Regions from separate parts of the Homo sapiens genome. Here region 2 is linked to region 1. Evidence: read pairs that join two places in POLR2A ChIA-PET (ENCODE). Cell type or tissue: PC-9. All regions are shown on one strand.

What was found. Peaks named below come from ENCODE experiments on the same cell type or tissue, not always from the same donor. Only the 100,000 strongest peaks of a DNase experiment are listed, where the experiment ranks them.
Region 2: POLR2A ChIA-PET joins it to region 1 with 6 read pairs; 1 of 35 experiments calls an interaction of 5 or more read pairs at or near these places.

The regions. Positions count from the first base shown.
Region 1 is chr4:76,890,122-76,895,121 of GRCh38, forward strand. SOWAHB (sosondowah ankyrin repeat domain family member B) reads right to left here. Exons shown (of 1, transcript NM_001029870.3): 1 at 4,031-5,000. It also overlaps the pseudogene RPL26P17. Among named protein-coding and RNA genes, the nearest start is that of SOWAHB, 5.5 kb to the right of the region's middle. RefSeq lists a silencer at 238-422. In PC-9, no CTCF peak of the experiment used is centred here; a DNase peak (open chromatin) is centred at 2,720; H3K4me3 peaks cover 567 bases; H3K27ac peaks cover 2,275 bases.
Region 2 is chr4:76,635,643-76,640,642 of GRCh38, forward strand. All of the region lies in intron 2 of SHROOM3 (shroom family member 3), which reads left to right. LOC105377290 (a long non-coding RNA gene) reads right to left here. Exons shown (of 4, transcript XR_001741404.2): 3 at 9-547. Among named protein-coding and RNA genes, the nearest start is that of MIR548AH, 63 kb to the left of the region's middle. In PC-9, no CTCF peak of the experiment used is centred here; DNase peaks (open chromatin) are centred at 2,299 and 3,819; H3K4me3 peaks cover 1,890 bases; H3K27ac peaks cover 3,921 bases.

The sequences.
Region 1 (5,000 bases):
GCAGCAAGAAGAATCTTTGTTTCACCCCATCTTATATGTCACTCCCCTGCATTAAACCTTCAATGGCTTCCTATTGCCTGGATCAGTGGCTCTCAGATTTATACAGGAACTTAATGTGGTTATAGTTGCATAGGTGTGATTATACTAAAAATCATTGAATTGTACATTTAAAATAGGTGAATTGAATTGTAAAGTTATTTTTTAAAATGTATAGGGGGAGCTGGGCATGATGGCTCATATCTGTAATCCCAGCACTTTGGGAGGCTGAGGCTGGAGGATTGCTTAAGCTCAGGAGTTCATGACCGGCCTGGGCAACATAGTGAGACTTCATCTCTACAAAAAAATAAAAAAATTAGCTGGGTGTGGTGGTGTGCGCCTATAGTTCCAGCTACTCCAGAAGCTGAGGTGGGAGGATGGCTTGAGTCTGGGAGGTCAAGACTGCAGTGAGCTGAGATTGCATCACTGCACTCCAGCCTGGGTGACAGCAGGAGACCCTGTCCCAACAACAACAAAAAACATGTACGGGGTACCAGGTGTGGTGGCTCACACACGTAATCCCAGTGCTTTGGGAATCTGAGGCCAGGAGTTTGAGACCCAGCCTGGGCAACATAGCCTGGGTAACAGAGAGACCTTGTCTCTAAAAAAAAAAAAAAACATAGCTGAGTGTGGTGGTGTATACCTATAGTCCCAGCTACTAAAGAGGCTAAGGTGGGAGGATCTCTTGAGCCCAGGAGTTTGAAGTTACAGTGAGCTATGATGGCAACACTGCAGTCTAGCCTGGGTGACCAAGTGAGACCCTGCCTCAAAAAAACCCAAAAATGTATAGAGGAATCAAGGCATCTGGAATTCATAGCATGCTATGTGTAGCACACTGAAATGTTGAAGTATAAGCAATTTTAATATCATAAGATAAGACTAGACCGAAGCAAGAACTGCAAAAGGCATTTCAATGCGCTTTCACACATTTGGAAGAAGATTATGTCTTCCCCCGTTTCCAAAGAGCTAAGACAGAAGTACGACGTTTGATCCATGACCATCCGGAAGGATGATGTTCAGACTGTGCAAGGACATTGTAAAGGTCAGCAAATTGGCCACGTACTCAAGGTTTACAGGAAGAAAGATGTCATCTACACTGAATGGGTGCAGCAGCAAAAGGCTAATGGTACAACTGTCCGTGTAGGCATTCACCCCAGCAAAGTGGTTATCACTAGGCTAAAAGTGGACAAAGACCATAAAAAGATCCATGAACAGAAAGCCAAATCTTGCCAAGTAGGAAAGAAAAAGGGCAAATACAAGAAAGAAACAATTGAGAAGATACAGGAATAAATGAATCTATATACAAGCTTTCATACAACTGCTAAAATGAAAAAAAAAGTGTTGAGCTAAGCTTATCAACAATTTCTAATGTTTGGTTTTAAAATGAAATTGCCATTTGTTAAATTACTTTGTTGCTTACCACTATGTGCTAGCAAATAAGCATTAACAACACTGAAGACCTAAGAAAAATTTGAAAGAGGAACTTAAAGCACATTTAATCTAATACTTTGAAATATTTTTTGTCTTCAAATTAAGACTTCAGGAAAACACCTGGATTTGGAATAACACTAAGTTTTTCTGGGAGGAGTTTTCACAATGCTTGGCTTCCTAGAAAATGCCTGTATTTCCTGAGGTCAAAAAGACCCTTCTTTCAACCTAGTCCTAAATGACCTTTCCAGTTTCATCTCTTTCTACACTGCCTCACTTCTGCCACACTATGTGGCTCAGTATCCCCAAACCACTCTGTGGTTTTGGTCATGTCCCTTCCCTCTCCTGGGATATTCTTCCAGAACTCTTTCCTGCACTTCACCCTTCAAAGCTCATCTAACTTCCTCTTTCCCTCCTGACTTCCCCAATCCAGAAAAGCATAATCAGAGCAGGAAATAGGTATATTCTACTAAATGTTTTATTTCCAGCATAACCAAAGAGACTGGCACATAGAAAATGCTTCACAAACGTCCCCTTCTCTGAATTCTCAGAGTCTTGACACACACACATATCTGTGCACTTACCTCACTGTGCTAGAAGCAATTTTCAGTGACACAACCCTCACATCTCCTTCCACAGTAGACTATGAGCTCTTAAAGGCAGGAATTATGTCTTTATCACATAGCAGATGCTCCATAAATATCTGGAAATCTAGATGAATTGAAAACATATTCACTAATCTCCAGATGTTCAAAATCTTCAGGAATATTGAGACATACAATTTACTTGAATACTATGTGGCAAAAATTGTAAATGAGTTATGTACACAGTATTGTAAGAATTCTGATGAAGGAGCTATAAAGCTTCCAGCTTGGAGGTGTTTGTCCTGGAATCTTCATATAGGCTGTGACATTTGAGCTATCCTTTGAGGAATAAGATTACCAGGAAAATAGCAAAAAGGGTTTTCTAAGTAAAAGAAATCCAGCACAAGACAGAAACTGAGAGGTTAGGGCCACCAGCATCCCAATGGGTCTGCTGTAGCTGAAGTTTAGGGTTCATGGCAGGGAGTGGCTGGCAGAAAGCTGGGAAAGTACGCTAGTCCTGGCAGCCCTCCTGGCCTGGACTTCACAAGATGAGTAAGAGGGTGTCAGGATCAGATGTGTGTTTTAATCAGCTCTCTACACCCTCTTCTCCCCTGACTCCTCCCCAACATAGCATATTGACCATGTAAAAGAGTTGACCAGACGCAGGTATGAGGGACATGATGAATCATCATAAGAATCAACTTGAGACTTACGATTGTGTTCTAACCAGTGAACAATCAGCCAACACTAGTGCTATGTAAATCACACACTGAAGCAGAAGTCAAGAATGTGGTAGGACTAACAGAGCTGGTTTCTTGGGAAAGTTAGTATCATTCAATTAAAAGATTCCTGGCCTCTACGAAGCCCTCCCTGATTTTCCCAGCCCGAAAGGATCTCTCTCTCTCTGTTTCTCTCTCTCTGTTTCTTTCTCTTTTTCTCCCTTTCCCTCTCCCTCTCTCTCCTGAAACAAGTGCTCTCTCCAGAGCATGTATTTTGTACTTAGGACACTTTTGAAAATTTTTTCTTGCATTGCTGCTGTTTGTCCTCATTTCTGGTACCATCTTTCTTTTCTCTTTGCCTGATTTTACAAGCTTATTTTCTGATATAATGCAGCTTTAAAAGACATCATGGGAGCAAGATAGGGTACAGGTCAGGCACAGTGGCTCACACCTGTAATCCCAACACTTTGGGAATATTGAAACATACAACTTATCACTTTAGGTCAGGAGTTCGAGACCAGCCTGGCCAACATGGTGAAACCCCGTCTCTACTAAAAATACAAAAATTAGCCAGTAGTGGTGGTGGTTGCCTATAATCCCAGCTACACGGGAGGCTGAGGCAGAAGAATTGCTTGAACCTGGGAGGCGAAGGTTGCAGTGAGCCAGGATCACACCACTGCATTCTAGTCTGGGCAACTTCCAGCCTCAACTTTTTTTGAGACTCTGTCTCAAAAAAAAAAAAAGGGTATAAAGCAATCAGTAATATTGTCAGATTTTAAATTTCAAGACAGGAGGGGTCATCTCCCACTCATCTTTATAAATCCCACAGCACTACACAAAACACATCTGTTGAATAAATTGATGTAGTAATAACAATATGACAAAGTAAAAGCATTCATTGGATTTTTTTAGAAAGTTGACATTTTTTCCATGAAATATCACTAGCTTACTAGTAGTTTACAATTTTTACTAGTTTACCAGAGTATTTGCATAGATGTCTATTGTATTCTTTTAATTTTTTATCTCTTCAAACTATGTCCCATCTGTGGTTGCCATTTTTCTTGCTTTGATTTGACAAAGTTTCATCTCTTATATAGGTCTTTTGGGAAAAAAGCTCTTAGATTTATTTATTATGCTTATTTTTCTAGTAGAAGAGATGTATTTATTTCAGCAAAATTATAAAGTAAAAAATCAAAGAAACAATAATATTTGGCACTCGCTGAGACATAATTTTGTAAAGAAGAAAACAGTAATCAGCATAAGTATAATAAATTATAAAGATCTATTGATCTTTTAATGGGGGCAAATAACCAGAAGAAACACAAAAAGACTTAAAATACAGCATCATTGTCACATCTCATGAAAACATTCCCATAAAAAATTAACAATTTCCACTTGAACATGTATTTCAGCCCTCTTTGAACTTATTCTGAAATCTTGATGCTCTACTGACGTTTATAGACTAGCCATTTTCTCACTCCATGAACTCACAAGTTATCGGTCTCTTCAAAAGCAATTAAAAAGGAGCACTTCATGTTAGATATAGAGTACTTAAAGGCTAATATTTAATCTTAATTGGCAACAAGTTTAGTGCAAATACAATTATATTTAGCGGCTTAGATAGTCCTGGTAAGGATGCATTCTCTTAACCCTTACTGTTTCCCCAGAGTGAAATCATTTCTCTCTTTTTATGAGTACAAACGTTGGCCATTCAAACCTCTGAAAACTAGTAACGATAATTCTGTTTGTTACACAGGGAGTTTCCATGAAAGATGGTTTCAGTCACTATGTAAATGAGCCACATGGTTTTTACATTTGGAAAGTTCCCTTCGGGTTGATACAAAAAAGCAGGGCCTGAATGACAGTCATTCCTCTTAGGAATGGAGTCCAAGTCATAACTGGATCTTACCCAGCTGCTTCTCTGATCAGTGAGAAGACCCAAAGGAGGCATTAATCATTTTACCCATTAACCACCATGCATGGAATTCAAAAGAAGACTTGAGAACAGGGCTGAGGAATCTCTTAAATCGAACTGTGCTCTCCAGTAATAATTTTATTTCACTGATTTAAATGCCAAAAAAAGAAAAATAAAGCCATCTGATTTCAAACCTGGTGCTTCCCACTGTCAGCCAAGATTTATTCTTCAAATGAACAGAAGCCAGAGAGCTACTAGCCAGAGAGGATTTTAATTGTGCTTCATCAATTCCTCGAATTGCTTCTCTTTTTGTTAGAC
Region 2 (5,000 bases), 250 kb before region 1:
GTACTCACTCTCTTGGTCTTTCATTGGAGTCACTCCTGGGAATCCCTCAAAGATATTTTCTGTCCACACACTCATGAGTTCCTTGAAGCAGAGTAATCTTAGGTGCTCAGAGAAACTCCGTAGTTCCTTCACCATAGGAGCCACTTGAGATGTGAGGTCCTCTGGATCATCAGGGTTGGCAAAAGCACGCAGCAGAACTCCAGGGAAACTGCTGGCATTTGGTTTGTGCTGTCAGATCAATCCTAGGATTTCAACATCAGAAATACCCATTATTGTCCTCTCTGAAATCTGTGGGCATTAGCCCTGGTGCCTCATGTAAAAGTTAGCCTTCTGGTTTCCAAACCAATTCTCTTCGTGGTAGACTCTTCATGACCAAGAATTGGGACTTCCCAGCTCTCATGTTACCAAGTCCAGTTCTCCAAGATGGTTCCTGGGAATGCTTCTTCACGTCTGAGTACCTTGTCCTGAGCATGTTTCATAAATGGGTAAAATGTGTGATTGATGTCTCTTTTATTTTATTGAAAGCTTGTTTTCTTCTGTAGCAGTTCTGAAATTTCAAGATGTTCTTCATTACTTTGTTTTAATTGCCATGTGACAAATATTTCAAGAAACACCCAGCTATTTTAAAATTTTTGACAGACTTCATGATGGAAAGACATACACACAGCCCTACTTGTTTAATAAATACTCCAACCATTAGGAACTCTAAGGGAAAGAAGTTGGTAATTATTTAATGAACCTTCTGTGTAGTCACTTTCACATAAAGTATAGCTAAGGACTCAGAAGCAGCCTTTTACTTCAGCCCTGAAATTACTACTATTAGTAATTTAAAATCACTTTTCCTAATGTGCCTAGCAGTCTCATTTACCTATACCACAGGTCCTCAAATAACATTGTTTTGTTCAACACTGTTTCACTATAAATTGATGAGGAAAAAAAATTGATTTCCAGCTGGGGTCACTATCTGTGTAGAATTTGCACTTTCTTCCCATGTCTGTGTGGGTTTTCCCCAGGGACTCTGTTTTCCCCCACATCCCAGGGATATGCATGTTAGATGAGTTGGCGTGTCTACAGAGTCCCAGTCTGAATGAGCATGGGTTTGTGTGTGAGTGCGCCCTGTAATGGGATGACATCCTGGCTAGGGTTGGTAACCACCTTTCACCCTGAGCTGCTGAGACAGGCCATGGCCAACCAAAGCACTGAACTGGAAGAAGTAGGTAAATAAATATCTTACTTGTTTTTATTAATCTTTCTTAAATGCATACATAGTTCACATTTATTTCAATGATTAATATTAGAAGTTCTTTGGTCGTTATTTAGAAGTTTGGTGATGTTTTTGTGGCCAGAAATACATCATAGGAATTTAACTCTTGTTTCTATCAATTAGCCTATGGTAGAATTGGTTTAACTAGAAATCATTTTGCTTAAAGTTGTAGTTTTTAAGAACCTACCAATGACATTAACTGAGGACTTACTGTAATTGTCCAAGAATTATAGCCTTTGAATTCATTCCTGGATGAGAGAAAAGATATTTCTATGATATATACTCCTATTTAAGAAATCAGGGGTTTTCCAAAGAAAGAAAATATCAGTGCTTCTCTGTATGAGCCCACTGTATCAAGAAAAGATGGACCCACAGAGGTTGAACCAAAACTCTTGCAGATGCAATAGGCACAGGCTCTCTGTTTCCCGTTGTTTTTCTAGGTCTAATGAAAATGTGAAGACTGAGGGCTTGGCCTCACCCTGGTAATATGATCAAGAACGGAACTGTGGTAGTAAAAATGAGAATGTTAGAAGAATCATTATATTCAGGGAAAAGAAAGGCCTCAAAAGGGAAGATTACTCTGAATAATTCATGCTCCTTTTCTCTTTTTTCCTGTGTGAAATTCAGTGTTTCCTTTATAATTTTTTGAGAAGAAGGCTATGCTCAGGATCTTTAGAAGCTGGTGGTAACTTCACAATCACTGGCTCCATCAGGCAACGAGAGACTTGCTGAAGGAGAAACAAACTGTGAAGGTAAAGAATTCTACCCAGAATGGCAACTCTGTGTGCTTTAAGAATGAATCCAAGTTTTGGAAGTTGTGGGAATGTGTTCAGTCGAAACTTTTCAATTGCTTGCACTGGGGAAACCACCCTCATCACTAGGCCTGGGGATTATGAACCAAAACCAAGGACTCCAGTCTCTGAGTCAGGGCGAGTGCCTTGGGAGGGAGGATGAAGGGAACTGGGCTCAGTGCCTCTCCTAAAATACCTTTCCCCTCCTAGAGGTCAGGTCTGGCAGGGTTTAATGACTCAATTCGTGTGCTGAGTGGCATCTTGGTAGCTCCGGGGAAGTAGTCAACACCACCCAACACAAACTGGGATTGGAGGTTAGGTGGGGTGACTATGAGCTGGACACCTAAGAGGTTATCTTCTTGGAGAGGTCAAAGAAAGCTTTTGCCAAACCTGTTAGATGAGTCAACAGATAGAGACTTCCATCTCTGCTTTCGTTCATCCTAATTTTTTAATAGCACCAAATGTGTAGAAAATCCAGAAATGAATTATCTGATGTTGTATATTTATAACAGATGTTAGATGGTTGGTTGATTAGTGTTAGCTATTTCCAATGCATGGGTTGCCTCTGACATAAGTATTGAATTAAATCAAAAATATGTTTATATATACCTACTATGTACCCAAAAAAATTAAAACTAAAAGTAAAAATATAAAATATTTTGAGTAAGCAGCATAGCAAGACCCTGTTTCAACAAAAAAAAAATCAGCCAGATGTGGTGGTGCACATCTGTAGTTCTAGCTACTCAGGAGGCGAGGCAGGAGGATCGCTTGCGCCTAGGAGTTCAAGGCTGTAGTAAGCTATGATCACACTGCTGCATTATGCCTGAGTGAAAGAGTGAGACCTCATGTCTTTACAAAAAGTTTTCTTTTTTAGTCAAAATATTCTTTCAAAAGGATCTAGTTAAAGGTTAATTTTCTGGCATACAAAGCTAGCAGACCAAATGGGTTCAAAACTTTAAATAGCATAATTCATCCAGGAAGACCATTCCTTTTTATTTTTTCCTGTGCCTTTATCTGCAAAGCTCTAAAATGGCCTTCAGGAATAAGGCAAGGTAGCTAATATTTTTCAAGCAAATTCAAGAGCAAGATAGAAATGAAATGATCCCATCTTATCTTTTCCTTCCTCCGATACCTCTGCAGTCTGACCCTAGGGAATGAGTGCTATGCGGATCAGATCAAGAGAGGTGATTTGTTTACTACTTCTGAAGACCCTAAAACTTTTGCTAACCCTAAAAGTGACCTAACCTCTTGGGAAGGGAGGGGCATTCAGTCTCGAATGACACAGACCAACCAAGAACTCCTACGGACCAGTAAGCCCTTAACCGTGTAGATACCGAAGTGAGCTTTGGGGAGAGAGAGAATCGCTATCCCCCAGACATGGTAAGGCAGTCCCCTTGAGGCAGTCACAAGTCAACTGCTCAATCTTTGGCTAGTGTCCCTCAGTAGACTAGCTCTAGTTATAAGGGGATGTTCTAAATAACCCCAATGGAACAATCCACAGCCACTTACTGAGTACCTAATAAACCCATGTATCACTCCCTGCTACCTACTGTTGAGGTAGATAGCCTCTGAAGAGCCTCTGGATTCACAAAAGCCACCCTGAAATGAATATTTCTCCAAAAAGTGCTTGGGGTTTCTTCCACATCCCCACATCCCAGCTCCCTTCCCTTTCATGCCCACAGCAAGGTCTATTGCTGCAAATTGGTGGTGAGGCAAGTTGGCTGGGAGGTGCACCTACACGGGGGAGTTCTATTGTTTTTATAACCAGTGCCAGCTCTGAGTGCGTGGTGAGTAAGAGCCTCTTCCTCTTCCCTCTGGGCTGCCCTCCTCTCCCATGCCAATCTCATTGCTGGCCTGTTGTGGATATGGTGGTAAGCAAGGGCGGCTGCCTGGCTCTGATGCTTCCCAGACTTGGGACCCAAAACTCAAGAAGACAACGAAACATGTAAGTGAGGGCTTCATGGGCCTGTGTTTCCTATTAGCCAGTATTCCTGGGTAAAGTTTTCTGGGGAGAAGGGGCAAATGTGAAGACACCACTACAGCGTTACTCTTCCTTCCCCCGTTAAGTAAATGGGAAGTTCTTACTTGGCACACAAGAATAAAATGAATGTTGACTGCCTCTTCCAGTCACCTTTGGGCTGATTTTAGGTTAGACGACGTTTTCCCTAAAGGAATCTTATTTCTGCAAACTTCTTTTTTAAAACTCAAAATAATGTCTGCTTGTTCACTTTTATGTTAGAAAGTTATAATACGAGAGTAATTATGGTTACTCTTGTAACCATAATTTTGCTTATACATTGGTTTTGCTATTTTCCTTTCTGAATGGTGTTTATTTTAGATTTTAGCTCCTCTCTTGTGTTATGTTGCTAACATTTTTGTCAGCTGCCAGATTATTACAAGCAGATAAAGGGGGAGTTTTCTTCTAAAGAGACCCCCATAGTTCACGCTCAAAGAATTTGTTTTGTATACCCTGTGAGGGGGTGAGGGAAATAATTCATTGGTGTCTTTGTGTGTGTGTCTACGTGTGTCGTTAGCTGTAATCTGCAAAGATTTCTGCATCTTTAAGCATAAAGATCGCTTTCTCATTTTGTAACATGATTTCTTTTCAAACTTGTCATGTAATTGAATCCAGCTTTGAGTGACACTTTAAAATATGCTCTCCCGCGTCAGAAGTGCTTCTTTAAGCCAGGTGCTCTTCACGCTCACCTGCTGGCGTGTTTGATTAGCAGCCAGCCACAGCCAGGTGCCAAATCCATTCTAAATATGGGAGCCTGTGCTTGAGAAGACTAGTCATACTAATTATTCAGACCTCCTCCTTGGAAGTAATGTGGCAAAATCACAGAAGCAGAAAAGCCAGAAACAGTATGAGACTTGCTATTGAGGGACCATAAAATCAGAATTTTGCCTCATAATATTGTTTTGTTCTTGGGTACATCCTTTCCAGC